Regions from separate parts of the Homo sapiens genome. Here region 1 is linked to region 2. Evidence: chromatin contacts called from ENCODE Hi-C or POLR2A ChIA-PET data. All regions are on one chromosome and are shown on one strand. The core of a region is the stretch at or near the end of the contact, and the rest is flanking DNA. Distances in the headings are between cores, read along the strand shown. Region 1 overlaps TEX53 (testis expressed 53). Region 2 has its middle 36 kb from the start of ATP6V1G1.

Region 1 (6,665 bases), core at 1,464-3,963, 100 kb after region 2:
AAGTAAGGAATTCTAGGTTAGTGCAGTTATTTTCTTTCAACCTTTTGAAGATGTCATTGGTTTCTGTTGCTTCTGTTGAGAAGTCATCTGTCAGCCCCATTGCTGCTCTCAACATTTTCTCTTTGCATTGAGTTTTAGCAGTTATATTCTGATGTGCCTAGCTGTAGCTTTTAAAGTATTTTTCCTGCTTGTGCTTGTTCATAGCACATCTTGAAACTGTGACATGATATCTTTCATCACAGCATTCACCCTCTTCTCTCTCATCTTGTTCAGGACTCTAATGATAAGTGTTAGACCTTTTCACTATATCTCTAAGACCCTTCTTGGTATTTTTCCATTCTTTTGGTTCTTTGTGATTCAGCCTGGATATTTTCTACTGACTCGTCTTCTCCATTAATCTTGCCCTCATTTGTGTTTAATTCTATCAATGGAGTTTTTTTGTTAACCCTATGTTTCATTTAAAAATCAATCCAGTTTCTAATTTTTTTATCTTTTTTTTTTTTTTTAAGAGGCAGGGTCTTGCTCTGTTGCCCAGGCTGGAGTGCAGTAGCACAATCACAGCTCACTGCAACCTTAAACTCCTGGGACCTAAGACTCCCAAGTAGCTAGGACTATAGGCAGGTGCCACCATGCCTGGCCAATTTTTAAATGTTTTGTAGAGACGGGGTTTTGCTGTGTTGCCCAGGCTGGTCTTGAACTTCTGGCCTCAAGTAATCCTCCTGCCTCTGCCTCCTGAAGCACTGGGATTACAGCTGTGAGCCACCATGCCCAGCCTGAGTTTTTAATTTCATCCATCATAATGTTCAGTTCTATAATTTTGTTTTTTTAGAAATAGTTTCCAGTTCTCAAATGAAATTACCAATCTTGTCATCTATTCTCCTCAATATTTAATTGTACTGCTTTTAAAGTTTATGTCTGCAAACTCTAATATCTGGTTCTTTTTTTTTTCCTTTTGCTTTTCAGTCAGTTGGTCTTATTTTTTGATATTCATGGTAATTTTTCATTAAATGCTAGACATTTTGAAAAATGAAAATTTTGAAAAATTGAAGAGATATACAAGGCTCTGGATCTTCCCTCAGGCAGGATTTACTTTTGCTTCTGGGAAAAGTAGGCTTGAGATAAACTTGACCCTGGGCTTTGTGAGAGCTAGTCTAGGTGTGATTAAACCTTACTCTCAGGTTGTAGCCCTACAGGGGTTTTAGCTGAAAACGTGTGTGTGTGTGTTTATAAAACCAGGACTCCTCTTTCATGGTGAGTCCTAAACCTCCAATTTTTGTTACCCCAAGCTGTGAGACATTTTTTTTTTTTTTTTTTTTTTTTGAGACAGAGACTCGCTCTGTCTCCCAGGCTGGAGTGCAGTGGCATGATCTTGGCTCACTGCAAGCTCCGCCTCCCAGGTCCACGCCATTCTCCTGCCTCAGCCTCCCCAGTAGCTGGGACTACAGGCGCCCACCACCACACGCGGCTAATTTTTTGTATTTTTAGTAGAGACGGGGTTTCACTGTGTTAGCCAGGATGGTCTTGATCTCCTGACCTTGTGATCCACCTGTCTCGGCCTCCCAAAGTGCTGGGATTACAGGCGTGAGCCCCCACGCCTGGCCGCTGTGAGACTTCTGAAAGCTCTACTCAACTTTTCAGCTACTTGGACTCTGCTTAGGACTCGGCAGGTGCCTCAAGGGGATAAGAAGGCTTCGGTGCTCATCTCCTCTCTCTACTTTTCTCTTCAGCATCTTGGCCCCTCGTGTCCTGACTATGTTGATATCTCTCTGATGCATTCAAACACATTTAAGAAAAAAGAACAATTGCTTTTAAACTGCTGTCAGCAGGAGGGTTGGTCTGATACAAGCTAGTTTACCATGATCAGAAGTAAATCCAGCTGTGGTTTCCATGATTATTTTTATTGTTACTATTTGAAAATCCTTCAAAGAAAGATGTCACCCTGTGGCTGAGAGCCCTTTAAAAAAGTCACAGGATGGAGGCTTCTTTGCATCCCTTCTGTGAAGGAGTTTCTAAATTATCAAAGCAGGAAGTGACATTTAAGGAGCATCTTTTTTGTGTAAAGCACCTGCTACAGTTGTTGCAGAAAGCAGTCCAAGAAATAAGGAATATGGGGTTTGCTGGGGAAGGAAAGTGGGACCTTCGCATGAGAGGAGGTGAGGAATGCATAGGACAAGGGGAATCTGGGTAAGAGGGTGGGTCCAGGGGATACAGTATGAGAATGGGCAGTGGAAGAGGACTCTGGACATGAGGTCCGGGAAAGTGAACTGTATCTTCACCCAACAGATGCCAGTGGGGTCTCATCCCATGGGGAAGAGGTGCCACGATGCAGTGAGCTGACAACTCCACACACATGTTGTAGGCCTCTCTGCTTCCTTCCAGCTATAGTTCTTTTACCTTTTCCTGCTAAATATTGCCAACCTTCTTAATATGGTCATCTGGATGTCCCATAGGCCCCTCCAGCTTGGAATAGCCCAAAATTAAGTGATCTGCTGTTGTTGTCAACTTGGCCTCAATACCACAAGGACCTCATTCCCTAGAATCTTCTTTCCTGTATGGTTCTGAGTTAGAATTGGCCAGCTTTGCCTGAGAAATATGACTCAAGGTCCTCTTATTCATCCTGACTGCTGCTGCCCTACTTTAGGCCTGTATCACTGTCTGTCCTGATTGCCTAGGCAGTCGCTTAATTTGTTTTGTTTTGTTTTGGTAGAGATCGGGTCTTGCTGTGTTGCCCAGGCTGATCTCAAACTCCTGGCCTCAAGTGATACTCCTGCCTCTGCCTCCTGTATTTCTGGGGCCACAGACATAAGCCCAGCCTCTTAATTTGATTTCTGCATTAGTCATGATCCACTTGGGAGACAGAAACCACATAACAATTTGAATATGAGAAGATTAATATAAGTACTAACTAGAACAGGGGATTGGAGTAATGAAGGAGTGGTAAGAAGTCAGGAGAGCTTTAAAGAATATAGGAATAATGGACATAAGGAGCAGCCAGCACCCCTAGAACTAAGAAAGAACACCCCCAGGCTCTATCCCCAGCTGAGATCCAGATGTTGCTGGGAAGGGCATGGCTGTGCCTCACAATGGCAGAGAAGTCTGGGAGAATGTTCTAGAAGTCTGCCCTTGGGTGCCAGGGAAAGCTGTCATGGAACAGTGTCTGATTAGAGGCACACCTATTTGTGGGGGCACTAGGAGAAGCTGCTAGTTGCCAAGTGCTACTGACCACCATCCTCTGCAGGATTCCTGTTCTGGAAAAGTTGCCTGCACTGCGGGAGGGTGATGTTGGAGAAGCTGTGAGCTCTGTGCTGTTAAGATGAGCCCAGCACAACCAGAAAGGAAGGCCTCTTCCTCCTCCAATGTCTCTAGCTCCCCCTCCTGACAGAGCCTAGCATTGCACCAACTACCAAAAGAAAAATATTTAAAGGGCCAGCTCCATTTTTGAAGAGCAGGCGATGAACAGTAAATTTGGGGTCCAGAGTAATAACTGAATGTCATTCTACCATTATCGAGGGGCCGCATAACCAAGTTGTTAAGAGTGTGGACTCTGCAGTTGGGTTTCTTGAGTTAAAGTCTTAGCTCTGGCACTTAATGTGAGTTAGTGTAAACCTTAAAAGATTTATTTAACCTGTGTCTCACTTCCCTAATCTGTAAAATCAGGTAGTAACAGTTCTAACCTTGTTGGGTTATTGTGCTGATTGGGTTGATATTTATGAAGCACTTGGAAGAGGATCTGGCACAGAGTAAGCAAGGAACCAGGCTGTCTATTGTGATTACTATTACACTCAAATCGTGGTGGCATGCGCCTGTAGTCCTAGCTACTTGGGAGGCTGAGGCAGGAGAATCGCTTGAACCCGAGAGGTGGAGGTTGCAGTGAGCTGAGATCGCACCACTGCACTCCAGCCTGGATGACAGAGCGAGACTCCGTCTCAAAAAACAAAACAAAACAAAACAAAATCCATCCTTCACATTATAGCCAGGATGGGCTTTTCATTGAAGGTATGAATTTTACTCCACATTGCCATGGCATAGACATCATATTCCTTTATTCTTCTCTTTTCTGAGGTGGGGAAGGCATAAGGAGTGCTAATTAATAAATTGTCTTCTGGCCGGGTGTAGTGGCTCACGCCTGTAATCCCAGGACTTTGGGAGGTTGAGATGGGCGGATCACCTGAGGTCAGGAGTTTAAGACCAGCCTGAACAAAATGGCAAAACCCCGTCTCTACTAAAAATACAAAAATTAGGCCGGGCGCGGTAGCTCACGCCTGTAATCCCAGCGTTTTGGGAGGCTGAGGCGGGCGGATCACCTGAGGTCAGGAGTTGGAGACCAGCCTGATCAACATGGAGAAACCCTGTCTCTACTAAAAATACAAAATTAGCCAGGCATGGTGGAGGGTGCCTGTAATCCCAGCTACTCAGGAGGCTGAGGCAGGAGAATCGCTTGAACCCGGGAGGCAGAGGTTGCTGTGAGCCGAAAGTGTGCCATTGCACTCCAGCCTGGGCAACGAAAGAGAAACTCCGTCTCAAAAAAAAAATTAAAAAAAAAAATTAGCTGGGTGTGGTGGCACTTTCCTGTAGCTACTTGGGAGGCTGAGGCAGGAGAATCCTTGAACCTGGGAGGTGGAGGTTGCAGCCAGCCAAGATCATGCCACTGCCCTCCAGGCTGGGTGACAGAGCAAGACTCCGTCTCAGACAAACAGACAAACAAACAAAAAAAGTGTTGTCTTCCAACTCGCCTTGTTTGTTATGGTCTGAATGTTAATGTTCCCCCAAATTCATGTGTTGAAATCTTAACTCCCAAGGTGATGGTATAAGAATTGTGGTCTTTGGGAGGTTTAGGAGGATTAGGTCATGAGAGCAGAGCCCTCACGATTGAGATTAGTGCCCTTATGAAAGAGCCTGAGAGAGACCCCTTGCCCCTTCTGCTATGTGAGAACACAGCAAGAAGCGCCCTCTATGAGGAACAGGCCCTCACCAGACACTGATGCTGCTGGAGTTTTGATCTTGGACTTCCCAGCCTCCAAAACTGTGAGAAATAAACTTCTGTTGTTTGTAAGTCACCCGGTTATGGTATCTTATTTTAGTAGTCTGAACAGACTAAGGCACTGTTCATAGTACAAAAGTTGGAAATCAGGCTGTGTCACTTTGTTGCTTAAAACTCACCTGTGGCTTCCCATTATTTTCAAGATAGAGTTCAGCTCCTTTTCCCTGGATACAAAGCTCTTGATGCTCTGCCCACTTCACCTCCCACCAAACCCTGGCTCAGGTTTTCACTTGAGTCATTCTAGACTTGGTACTTTGCTACCCTCATGCCCTCCCAGGTCGTGCCCCTATTTTCCAACTTTGCTGATTGTATTCCCTCCTTCTGGAATATCATCCCTTCTCCTTTTAGCTAACTTCCCTTCAAGCACCATCGCCTCCAGGAAGCCTTCCATTAATCCCCGAGTCAGTTGCAAAATGCTCCTTTGTCATTTTGCTTTCCAAGTTTTTGCCCTATTATGTCAGAGTGATACACTTCCATGCCTGGCTCCCTGGCTAATGTGGAAACCATGTGGGGTCTTCTGCATATTACTCACAGTTGCATACTCCGTGTTTCAGCACAAGCGGTGCTGCGTATCAGCACTGGCTACGCATTGCATAACTCTAGGGCTGCTGTTTGTAGAGTTTTTCACAACATGCCCTGCTGTTCCCTATGGCCCTGAGCGTCAAATGGAGTCGCACAGTAGGCAAGCAGAATTGTGCCCTGAAGCTCTGGACGTTTATGACAGTGGCCTGTTATACAAACTGGCCTCTCCTAATATAGCACTTCCCTGTTAGGTTGGTTAGGAGTGACTGAAACAAATGTGTTAATGCGTTAAAATGACAAAACCACATTTCTTTCCAAGAGGTGCCAGGGTCTAATTGCTCCATGTTTTTGGGAATCTCAGAGGTAGGGCTGGCAAAGGGGGAAGGAGGAGAGACACTTCCTCTGATGTGACCAAGGACTTTAATTGGAGGCGGCTCCCCCCCACGGTGGCTTTTTCAGAAGCTGGAGTGACTCTTGGTGGTGGCACAGGGATGGCTCAGACGTCTTCTCCTCCTGCAGGGGAGTTTCTGAATCAGTCTTCATGACTCTTGTCCACTGCCCTCTTCCTCATGGAAGCCCAGCAGCTGTGCAGCCGCAGGGACCACGTGGGTGCCGCCGGCTAGAATGCTCATGGCCTCCTAAGGATGCACGCCTTGAGCATCATGCGGTTGTCATAGGGGAGGCGTGGATGTCTTTTTGGTACAGCACTGTGGAGAGAATTTGTGTTCAGATCTGAAAGAACAGAGGAATAAACTTATCCTGGGTAAAGGCTTTGAGTGATGCGCGTATAACCTATCTTGGCCATACTCCACTCAGAGACTCCTCAAATCATTAATCTCTTTAAAAATAAAAGTTTGCTTGTATGAGCTAAGAATGATCTCGAGCTGGGTGAAGCAATGGAGATTTTAGAGTTTACTCATTACCTCAGCGTGGCCCAGCTGATCCTTATACACATCCACAGATATCATTTGTTGAATGTCTTTTTTTTTGTTTTGAGGTGGAGTCTCGCTCTGTCGCTCAGGCTGGAGTGCAGTGGCGCGATCTCGGCTCACTGCAAGCTCCGCCTCCTCGGTTCACTCCATTCTCCTGCCTCAGCCTCCTG
Region 2 (6,303 bases), core at 2,509-5,008:
GCCTCTACCTCTCATCTCTTGGAAAATTTACTCTTAGAACACAGCTGCCATACTGTGGGGAAGCCCAGGCAGCCCTGTGGAGAAGTCCACGTGAAGAAGTATCTTCCGGCTGATTTTTTTTTTTAAACAAAAACCAGTGGAGTCCCAAATGTGGCTGTCTAGCTATAGTTTGCCACCCTCTGCTGGATGACTGTTCCCTTTAACTATTGCTATGTGATAGGCCACTAGAAAATTTGGCAGCTGCTGGGCACAGTGCCTCATGTCTGTAATCTCAGCACTTTGGGATGCTGAGGTGGGATGATTGCTTGAGTCCAGGAGCTCAAGACCAGACTGGGCAACAGAGTGAGACCCTATCTCAACAACAACAACAAAATTTAAATTAGCTGAGTGTGGTGGCATGCGTCTGTAGTCCCATCTACTCGGCTGAGGTGGGAGGATCCCTTGAGCCCAGGAAATTGAGCTGCAGTGAGCTGTGATAGCGCTACCGCACTCCAGCCTGGCTTACAGAGAAGAGAGACAGAGAGAGAGAGAGAGAGAGAGAGAAGGGAGGAAGGGAGGAAAGGAGGAGGGAAGGAAGGAAGGAAGGAAAGAAAGAAGAAGGAAATGTAGCAGCTTAAAATGACAGTTTTAACAGTCCTTGCCATGGTCAGGAAAAAAGAATAACAAAAATACAAATAAAAACAAAAAGCAAAAAAACCCAACAGCAATCATTTACTTTGCCCATGAACTGCCTATTTCTATTTATTTGAACACAGCAGTGCCCACTTGCTCATGTACTGTCTTTGGCTGCTTTTGGGCAGCAGTGGTGGAGTTGAATGTTCATGACCGAGACCATATGGCCCACAAAGCTTAACATATTCACTATCTGGCAATTTACAGAAAACGTTTGCTGACCCTCATCCAGTGCATTAGAAAGAGGCCGAAGGAGAAGAAAGCACTTGCTCAAAGGCTGCACACAAGTCTACACATAGAATCCAGACAGAAACTCAGAATTCTCTAATCCCAGTCTTGTGCTATTTACCCCATCTAGTAAGACTTATTAACCACCTCTGTAAATCTGCAAGTTTAAAGATGATAGAGGTCACAGCTCCTGCCTGAGAGAGGATACATAACCAGCAGGGAAGACATGCAGATAAAGAAATGACCACCTAGAAAAATCTGTAATAGAAGTGAGCTCAGCACATGACAGAAACAAGAGCAAGTGCTTTTCACTCCTGCCGCAGTGGCTGGGAAGAGCTCCTGCGTGCCTTCCCAGCATCTCGCCTCCTTCTAATAACAGCATCCTAATTCTCCCTGAAGAAGCCACTCTGTCATGTCAGTTTCTGCGGTCTGAGTGAGGCACACCTCATGGTTCGGCTCCAGGCCTGGCCACTGTGCTCTGTTCAGGGATGTCCAGATGTCACAAGCCTGCCCCTGAGAGTCCACCCTCAGACTTTGGCTGGCTCTTCTGGGACAAAGAAGAATTCTTTCCCTGCAGTAGCTAAGCCGGAACCATTGGTGGCCACCTGTGTTGCCACTTTGTGAGGGCCTGGCCAAGACGGAAGTTCTCACAGAGGAAAGCAGAACCAGGGGCTGCAGAGAGACTCTGTAAGACACAGAGTCACTCTGAGCTCTTCCATGACGCCAGTAAATCTCCTTTTCTCCTTCAACCGCCAAGAGTTGGGACTCTGTCATTGTAACTCAACAGTTCCAACCAACATTGTTCTTTTCCTAGCAACCGCCACCCAACTCACTTGTGAATCTTTCCCTCCTCCAATCCCATCTCGGCTGCCTGCTTTCTGCATCAGCATCCTCCATTTAGGAATGCAAATTTCAGAAACCTATCATGCCTGAGGCACGCCTGAAAGGAGTGGAGCCAAGTCTGATAATGAATTTGTGTGCACTGTGTGAGCCGTTCTGCAGCTATTCAAAATCCATTCAATGTTTTTCTCTAGCGATTGTAAGTACACTGTTCTTGGTATTGCCTCTGTCACCAGCTAAATGATGGAGATATTTCCACTCAGGATCTCGATAGACTTGTGGCTCTGGCAACAGATGTGTGTGAACTGATGCACTTGGAACACCTGGAAGCAGGAGGTCGGCTGCTCTTGGAGGACCTGCTGAAGTCTGGACCCCATTGTTCTTCTTTTCTTTTCTGTTCTTTTCCTTTCTTTTGAGGTGGGGGCTGCCTCCTGGAATGGGCATCTCCACTGTGGCCAGGGGGCAACTGGGAAAGAGGTGGTCAGCAGCACCTTGACCTTGAGTGGGCCCAGATCTTAGATCTCCAGCCCCTGCTACTTTATTTCTCCTTCTCCCTCTTCTACAGAGATGGGGTCTCACTATGTTGTCCAGGCTAGAGTGCAGTGGCTATTCACAGGCACAATCTCTGCTGCTTTAGAATGTCCTGGAGAGCTTTCTGAAAGTCCAAGTTCCAGTCTCTATCCCTGCAAGACTCTGAATCAGTAGGTCTGGGGAAAGCAATTCTGATTTTACAAAGCTCCACATTTCTTTTTAAAAAAATATCGATGGGGTCTCACTATGTTGCCCAGGCTGGTCTCAAACTCCTAGGCTCAAGCAATCCTCCTGCCTCAGCCTCCCAAAGTGCTGGGACTACAGGTGTGAGCCTGGCCAAAGCTCTTCACTTCTAAAGGGCAGCCATGCTGCAGAATCCCATCAGCATGAAATGTCCAGAGGCCAGTGTCCTTCCTTTTCCAAGGGGCCCTCTCGTTTGTCCCCCAAGGCACCTCTCCTCCTAGTCTCTAAGGCCCCTCACTGGGACCCTTCCCCTCCATGGCTTGCCTAGGGTTACCTTTGTGGAGTCAGAGGTTGTTAGGGAGGAATATGTAGAACCACTGACCTAGTGCAACCCCTTAACTTTCTATTAAGGAAACCAACGGAGGACCAGGGAGGCCAAATGAGTTTCCCAAGATCACATAACAAATCCAGGGCTTACCGACCAGGGTGCACACCTTGGGAGCTGGAAAACTGTCCCGGGCCTGCTCTCACACAACAATGTGTGGGTTGTTTTTTGTTTGTTTGTTTGTTTTTGTATTTTTTAAATTTCATTAATTATTATTATTATTTTTTTTTTTTGAGACAGGGTCTTGCTTTGTTGCCTGGGCTAGAGTGCAGTGGTCCAACCACACAGCTCACAGCAGCCTCAGCCTTCCAGGCTCAAGCAATCCCTCCCCCTTCAGCCTCCCAAGTAGCTGGGATAATGGGCACAGGCCACCAAGTCCGGCTAATTAAAAAAAAAAAATTTTTTTTTGTAGAGATGGGGCAGAGGAGGGGGTCTCCCTGTGTTTCCCAGGCTGGTCTCAAACTCCTGGCCTCAAGCGATCCTCCCACCTTGGCCTCCCAAAGTACTGGGATTACAGGCGTAAGCCACTGCACCCAGCCTCACACACTCTGAATTATGTGGGGTGGGGTCCTAACTAACTCACTGAGCCTCCCAAGCCAAACTCAACCGCAGCTATTCTCCATCCCAAAAGTGGGAAGGAGCTGCCTATTGAGGGAGAGGTGGGCCTTCTTCCCATTCTCCATCTTCACCTACAAGCTATCCACTATGCAGGGGCTGCTTGGAGTTTTAACACTGATCCAGTAGCTCACCTGGCTCTTGCCTAAGTAAATTACCTTTCTCCCTTGGGGTTGGGGAGGTGTGGGTCTGGGTGGTGGGCACTGGCTTTACCTCCAGCTCAGCTCCTTCTCTTTGGTCCCGCCTCCCAGGGTTTTATGTGTCCATATAACCACTGACTCAGGGTCAGCTTTTTCCAGTCTAGTGCGTCAGCACAAGTGAGTGATAGAGCCTGAAGGCCATTACTCAGGGGAGGATGGTGGTGAGTCATCACGAGAGACTCCTTCCCTAGTCTGGCCACTCTGCTCCAAGCTGTGCTGGGAGACAGAGAATAATAACACCTTTTGGACTGGCCTTTTAAAAATAGAAACAATGGAGTCTGTGGCTTTAGGAGGAGAGGTCCTGGGAGTCAGAAGCTCAGTCCTGCTAGCTTGTCATTCCTTGGAGGATGCTGGCTACTACTTTGCCCACCGGTAATTGAGGGTGTTGCCCTTGGCCATTTGGGGTGGGCTTTCTGAGTCTTTTAGAGGTTGCAGAATCTTACATGTGCTATAAACCAAGGACACACCCTACCCAAAATTTATATACACATTCATGCAAAATGTGTCATGCAATCTCAGGGTTTCATGGAACCCGCTGACACCCAGTCATGGGCTCCTGGCAATGAATTCCTGATCTCTGGGCTCTATTTGTCTAATAATTCTATGAAATATGTTTCTTCCAAATTCTATACTCCCCACACCCTCCATAAAATCATTTTTTAAAACATTTTTTTGTCTTCATTTATTTAAGAAACATTTATTGAGTGCTACCCACTCCTGTGGAAAAGTCCAGTATTGCTGGGAGAGAGAAAAGAGGAAAGGCCTCCACCTGGGGTGTCTGCAAGAAGGGCACGGACATTGGAGGTGCAGATGCACTGAAGAACTGATGGGCAAGCAAGATAGATGGTCAAGGTTGGCACTCAGAGGGGTGACCGTTACCCGCCCCTCCACCCCTTTCCCCGGCTTGTTGTAAGGGCAAGATCCTTCCCTCAACTCCAGAAATGAGTCATCATGTGTCTATGCCAGCCCTGGCAATCCCATTCCCCTTTTTGAGTGTTTCCAACCCCAGTTTTGGACAAAGAGACCTAAGGGAAGTCAGTGTGCGACCCTCAATTCCTAGAAAAAAGACAGAGCCTCAGAAAGAAAAGGCTTTTGGGCTGGATTACAGGTGGCTCACACCTTTAATCCCAGCACTTTGGGAGGCCAAGGCAGGTGGATCACTTGAAGTCAGGAGTTCGAGGCTAGCCTGGCCAATGTGGTGAAACCCCATCTCTATTAAAAAAAAAAAAAAAAAAGAAAGAAGAAAAAGAAGAAAGAAAAGACTTTTGGACCATGCCTGTTCTTTCTGCTTTGGAAGGTTGGTAGCAGAGTTTATGCCTAATTGCTATCTTGTGACTTTGAGATGACAAGTGTGAACATGAAAAACTAACAGCTTAGGCGGAGCCAAAAGATAGGAAGAAACTGGGCTGTTGATCCCAGTGCTCATCACCTCTGAGCGGCCCTGCATCCTCTGGCTCCTAGTCTTCTAGGAGACATAATAAGGTCTATTTCATTTAAGCCACTATTGGATGGGTTTTGTAACTTTTAGCCAAAACCATTGGTCACTGATTCAGGTGAACAGTCCCAGAAGTACGGGGTATGCACAAAGGACTGATGGATTTCTAAGCAACAGGACCATTGTGGTGACACGTCAATCAAGTCACCCACCTGATAGTATTCCCTTCTCAGAGCATGCGTATTCTCACAAGGCTTACTGAGAAAAAATGAAATTGGTCCACACCTTTCCCAAAAAATATTAGAGGTCATTGGCCAGTGGGTAGTACGGTGTTCATCCAGGGATACCCCTTTGTCTTTTCCCTAAGGCCAAGACAGACATAGGGCTCAAACTGGGGTGTCTGCAAGAAAGGACACTGGTAGTCTGTTCCACCGTTGGACATCTGTTTAGCCAGCTGATTTGCAAAACTTCTCATCTACTACTTGAGCTGGGGAAAATACTTACGAAATGGCATGGCGGAGGCTGATCAGGTAGAGAGGGTGCCAGAAAGGTCACCTTGAATTCTTACTCCCTAGGAATTAAAAAAGATGAACTCCACACCTTCACATAAAATACACTGTGAATGGTGCCTGAGGAGGTGGGCAAACATGGTGGTCCTGTTGCACTTCAAGGGAAGAGCTGGGAAGTCCATGGCCGAGTATCACCACCTCTAATGTTGAAGGGGATGGTAATACTCAGTCTGGCATCTGTTACTAAGATCTGTCCCCAGACCATTTGTCTTCTAGAGGGGGTTACAATTAAAACTTGATGGACTGTCTCTGATTCCCATGACACCAACTAGGTGTACAACAATCCGATCCTATTCTGACATCGACTAACCAGAATTAGTGTCAGACTCCATAGGTTTAAGGGCTCAGTGCCACAAGACAGCCCTCACTTGGGACGCCAGCCATAAGTCCTGGGTTTCTGGGCTACCTGCACTTTTGTCCAATTTGGCTACAAATTCAGAAATCCCCATGGCCCATGCCTGCTTCAGGTACTATAATTTGCTAGAATGACTCACAGAACTCAGGAAAATACTATACCTACAGTTTATTATAAAGGATACGAATGAACAGCTAGATGAAGAGGGGCATAGGGTAAAGTCTGGAAGGGTCCCGAGTTCAGGAGCCTCTGTCCCTGTGGAGTCAGGGTGCACCACCCTCTCCATCCAT

The links. Hi-C counts contacts between places; a loop is a spot of excess contacts on that map. ChIA-PET counts read pairs that join two places held with the same protein, here RNA polymerase II (POLR2A). Pooled maps may share reads with other maps.
Region 1: a pooled map shows a loop between it and region 2 (2.2-fold over the local background). The contact joins two enhancer-like sites. A Hi-C loop is called at or near these places in 4 of 50 pooled maps. POLR2A ChIA-PET finds 5 or more read pairs at or near these places in 4 of 52 experiments (B cell, HCT116, activated T-cell and 1 more).

What each region holds. Positions count from the first base shown.
Region 1 is chr9:114,650,338-114,657,002 of GRCh38, forward strand. TEX53 (testis expressed 53) reads right to left here. Exons shown (of 2, transcript NM_001354645.2): 2 at 5,967-6,295. The coding sequence ends at 6,192. Among named protein-coding and RNA genes, the nearest start is that of TEX53, 4.1 kb to the right of the region's middle. RefSeq lists enhancers at 3,003-3,509, 3,337-3,386, 3,397-3,476. Within about 2 kb of position 2,714, at least 3 of the 41 ENCODE cell types and tissues checked have a DNase peak (open chromatin) inside an H3K27ac peak, as active enhancers do.
Region 2 is chr9:114,548,338-114,554,640 of GRCh38, forward strand. No RefSeq gene overlaps it. Among named protein-coding and RNA genes, the nearest start is that of ATP6V1G1, 36 kb to the right of the region's middle. Within about 2 kb of position 3,759, at least 5 of the 41 ENCODE cell types and tissues checked have a DNase peak (open chromatin) inside an H3K27ac peak, as active enhancers do.